2 separate regions of the Homo sapiens genome follow, and region 2 is linked to region 1. A link is a loop called in an ENCODE intact Hi-C map of the cell type or tissue named here. Cell type or tissue: dorsolateral prefrontal cortex. All regions are shown on one strand.

The links. Hi-C counts contacts between places; a loop is a spot of excess contacts. Peaks named below come from ENCODE experiments on the same cell type or tissue, not always from the same donor. Only the 100,000 strongest peaks of a DNase experiment are listed, where the experiment ranks them.
Region 2: a loop joins it to region 1, with 6 times the contacts of the local background. A loop is called at or near these places in 20 of 110 quality-filtered maps.

Annotation. Positions count from the first base shown.
Region 1 is chr18:42,051,952-42,054,451 of GRCh38, reverse strand. The region is part of intron 21 of PIK3C3 (phosphatidylinositol 3-kinase catalytic subunit type 3); the gene reads right to left. Among named protein-coding and RNA genes, the nearest start is that of PIK3C3, 98 kb to the right of the region's middle. In dorsolateral prefrontal cortex, CTCF peaks have their summits at 862, 1,073 (motif pointing left), 1,953 and 2,152 (motif pointing left); a DNase peak (open chromatin) is centred at 1,081; H3K4me3 peaks cover 361 bases; H3K27ac peaks cover 499 bases.
Region 2 is chr18:43,270,670-43,273,169 of GRCh38, reverse strand. SYT4 (synaptotagmin 4) reads left to right here. Exons shown (of 4, transcript NM_020783.4): 3 at 1,338-1,458. Among named protein-coding and RNA genes, the nearest start is that of SYT4, 5.6 kb to the left of the region's middle. In dorsolateral prefrontal cortex, CTCF peaks have their summits at 945 and 1,147 (motif pointing right); no DNase peak of the experiment used is centred here; H3K4me3 peaks cover 514 bases.

The DNA.
Region 1 (2,500 bases):
CCTTTAATCTAGATGGGCACAAACTAATCAGCTGCCAGGGCAGCTAGGATAAAAGCAGACAGAAAAATGTGAAAAGAGAGACTTGCCCAGCCTCCCAGCCTACATCTTTCTCTCGTGCTGAATGTTTCCTACCCTCGAACATCCGACTCCAAGTTCTTCAGTTTTGGAACTCAGACTGGCTCTCCTTGCTCCTCAGCCTGCAGACAGCCTATAATGGGACCTTGTGAATGTATGAGTTAATACTTAATAAATTCCCCTTTATATATATATATATATATATATATATATATATATATATATATATATATATATATATATATATATACCATTAGTTCTGTCCCTCTAGAGAACCCTGTATTACAGGAGCTATATTGAAAGAAAATGTCCAATTAAGATAAAAATAAGAATAACCATTTTTCTTTATGTTGAGCTTTCTGAGAAAAGTTTCAAAGTGTATTACTCTAAAGTGGCAAGGCAGACAGAAAAGCTACTACCTCTCTCACAAATGGCAACTCAAGATCAGGAGGGCCATCCTTAGGACTCACAATGAACTTTCCATTTAGTACAGATACCAGTTCCCTCTTTACTTTTGTGAACATTTTTCAGTTATTTACAAATGAATTTCAAATACTGATTGCATTAAAAAGTATACCATAAGCAGTGAACATATTTTTCAGTTATACTGCCTTCCCCTCTTTCCTCAAACTCCCAAAAATAAAAACAAAAAAATTAACCTTTCTCCAAAGAGCTGGGATAAACTCAAACCATGTTTCATTTGAATCCTGTCACAACTGATCGCCCTAAGTAAGCTTTTTAAAGCTTCTCCTAAGGACAATGATTCTTGGGAAAAAATCTATTATTTTTCAACTCCACACCACAGCCTAGCTTTGTAATTTCTTGTCCAAAGAATTCTATAGTAATAATGAAAAAAGAATTCAATAGTAATGCACTAATAAGTAAAATATCATTCACCCCAAACTTGTTTCAAGAAAACAGCGTTATAATTAATCACATGACAATACACTGACAATACAATCGCTACACTTTTACATTTATGGTGGATACACAGCGCCCTCTGCTGTGCAAGCTGAGTAAACTTCAACCAAGCTAGAAGTATTCAAAAACAAAGCATGGGCCAAAAAAAGGTCTGGGAAATCCATAATTGAGACTAATATTTTGCATTTGAGAACATTACTCTTGTATAGATTTTGACATTCTCTATATGCAGCGAATCATTTTCTTTCACATGCCCAGAGTTCTTAGCTGGATCATTTTCTATTTCATCTATATTTACAGGGTAGAATAGTTTGTCTGGTTTAAGTCCCCAAAAAATATCAGTGAAATGAAATCTGCGTGGCTCCTTCTTCTGCTCCATCCCCCATATCAAAGAACTGGACACAGATGAAACAGTGGAAGTCTGATTGAAATTCAAAACCACTTTAATCTAAAGCAGAATCTTAGACTCTAAACCTGCTTGGGCTGGCAAAGGAGTACAGAAAACAAAGGTATTGTATTTTGCAGAATAAGAAAAATGTTACTTGATTATTAAAAAATGCTCCATCAGCCATTGAAAGATTGGACAGTTATGTAAGAGAACCCAAAGTTTTCAATTTGAAGGCATAATAAACTCAAAATATACAATGGACAAGTCTTCATGACAGTCGAGGCATTTTTTAAACTAAAAACATTGGAATATATTTCCTGCACTGAACCACATTCAAAATTCACTTTGAACTATACAAAGTCTATTTATAACATATATGAAATGTAACTTAAAACCACTTTGAAATACAAACTCTCAGTAAAAATGACTAGAGACACAAACTTTTTAAAATTATTATAAATTGTTAGAACTTGAAGAATGCATTATACTTCTATTTGTCTTGACATACTCAGTCTCTCCTTATAGAATCTAATTTCATCCAAACCAAAACTAAAAACTTGAAAACATGTATCCAGTAAGAAAGATATAAAATGCTAACTGCATAATGTAACTGGATGAAATAATTACAGAGCAGTTAAGAAAAAATGAACTGCTGTTTTAATAGGAAAAAAATGTGCATCTTACTTATGCACGTTTTAGGGTAAAATCTTGGTTTTGAAAAAGCAAATCTGGAGCACCCTCTAGTGGAAAACTGTTAACAAAAGCTTAAAGCTTCTGTTTCTGAAATTTAATTCAATTTCCATTAAACAAGTAACTGAGACCTGGGCCAAAAAAGTGTATTACGCAGATTCTTCCTTCCAGTTTCACTCTTAAATACCCCCATCAAAACACACATACGCACACACACAAATACACACAAGGGCACTTTTCAAAGTATAACAGAAAAAGGTTTTTTACACTGTCTGATTGTTTATCAATTTCCAAAAAAAGAATCAAGTAGAACTTGTGAATATAAAATTACAGATGTAATACTACCTTTTTTTCCACTGGCAAATTCTTTTTTATTTATTTTATTTTTTATTTTATTATTATTATTATACTTTAAGTTTTAGGGTA
Region 2 (2,500 bases), 1.2 Mb before region 1:
TTCCTGAAGATTTGGAAATTGTATTGACTTTCCATGGAATTGCCTTTCAAGGAAGAGGCATCACGTCATTTTCAATTATAAATGCTCATCTCTAAATTGTATAGTAGGAAATGAGTCCCGCTATTTTTGTAGTTACACTACTCTGGTAGTTCTGGGTTTATTAGAAAATAGTAAGACATCAATGAAACAAATTTAACCCCATTTTCACTTTAAATTTGAAACTCGATTTCAACAGTGGTATATCAGAATAACTTCTCTCTATAATACAATGATTTATAAAAATCAATAGACATACTAATTTGTGTTTTTTAAACAACATAGTGTTTCAGAGCTGAAAACCTGAGAGCTCATTTTGACTGTCTCCTCTCCTATTGAAATTAATGACGGTCAAGGTTCAGATACATTCCACAGCTTGTTTGAGACACCCGGCTGGTTAAGTGATACAGTGGGAATAAGGATCTTTCTTCTACTCTTATTCTCCTTAGAGTGCCTACTTATACAGCTGTCCCATATTAGTTTTTGTATAAATATATTGCAGTTTTAGTTTTGTGTCAGCCATCACTCTCAGTTGCAAACAAACACCAAGTTAATATATTGTTACTTTCAGTCAAAACTTTTACTTTGAATTATTGTATATCTTATCTATTGTCTTTAAAGTACAAATGAAATCTAAGTAGCACGCAAAGAAGGACGCTATGACACTGTCCAAAAACAATGCTCTCCAATGCTTAAGATCAATTCATTCCTTGGCTTAAATGGAAACTTGCTGTTGTGAAAGAGGCAGAGAATTTTAACTCCATTATCCCTCTGGGCCAGGAATGTAGTTGGGATCAGAATAATTCTCACTGGGTCTGAGTTCAAATTTCAATATGTCGGTGCTAAAGAATTTGAAATCAAATCAAACTTATCTAATTTTTTGCATGAGTATGTGTAGTCATTTGACCCAACACATACTCATGCAAAGAATTAGATAAGCTTTATTACTATTAATAACTTTGAAAAGTAGAGATGTTATTAAAAACCAAAAGCCAAAAATAATCCTGTGTAGGATATAATTTAAATATCCTTTAAACATTTCTAAGTAATGGGTGTGGCCAATTTATTGCCAATTTTAACTTCCTGTAGTACCAAACAAGACCACAAGATGGCAGGCAGTGGTTTTTCAAGCAGCGATGGTACTGCTCAAAAGCTTTTAGTTACTCTTCAATTCCTTAGAATATTAAAATAAAAATAAGTAAGATTATATTTAAATGACGATGTTATTTAAACTTTAATGAAAGTACACACTTCAAAGTTAAAAAGATAGAAATACTTATATCACATTTCTCTTTCTGCAGAAGTCTTCAGGACGGGGTGAGTTACTGATCTCTCTCTGCTATCAGTCCACCACAAACACTCTAACTGTGGTTGTCTTAAAAGCTCGACATCTGCCTAAATCTGATGTGTCCGGACTTTCAGGTAAGAATGCTTCTGAAATATTCAGATTCACTGTATGATTGGAATGTATTTGACTGCAAATGAGCCCACCTACTCTTACTCTTCTATCTTTTCTCTAATACCTTATGTATCTGCTATAAAAGTTAGCTTTTAGTTTTATGACTAGCTTTACAAAAAATGAAACAAAACGCCAATTTTATGTTGTATAGCACAATGAGAAACAAAATAAGCTACAGTTTAAAATTACCTGAGTTCAAATCCTAACCCTTCCATTCACTAGCAAAATATGATTGGGTATGTTTCTTAAACTGTACAAACTGGACATAATGCTACTCATCCTGAGGGGCCTTGTGAGAACTAGAAATACATACTTCTTCAGATATCATCTAATAATATTATTATTATTTAATGATGGGAGTTGAAAACATGGTCTTAAAAGATTAGATTGTGAAGCTAAAATTAACTCATATGGTGCCACCAGAAAAAGGCAAAAGTAATTGTGATAAAGTAGCATGAACTTAAAATCTACATACTAACAATGACACAGAGAAGCTCAACACTAGGAAACAGAAAGCAAATCCAGCCTGTGACTAAAGAAATTCATAAAAGTTAAAACTAAAAAGAATATTGCCATTGTGGACTCTAAATCCTCATTCGATGGAAAACACAGCCAAAAGTCAGGGAAATAGACTCACCCAAAGTCATACAAGTCAGTAAAGCTACATGTTGTCTAATATATTTTTTTCCTTCTATCCTATTCTCTGGAGTAAGTTAATAGTAATCAGAATGGGTCCATAGAACATTCTATTTTCTTTCCTTTTGTGTTACTTCTTTTCCTATCATTAATTTTTTCCCTTATTCTCTAATTTAGAACTTTTTTCTCTTATTTTCCATATTCTTCCTTATTTTCAATTCTGTTGACAAGAGAAATGCCAAGTTTTATCCATATTTTTCTGTTGTTTTGACTTATTTTCCTGGTAACCACATGTCATTGGCATGCCATGATCTCTAAGGGCACTGTTATCTTGATATCAGCTCTCCAGCCCAGTTATGCCATTGTAAT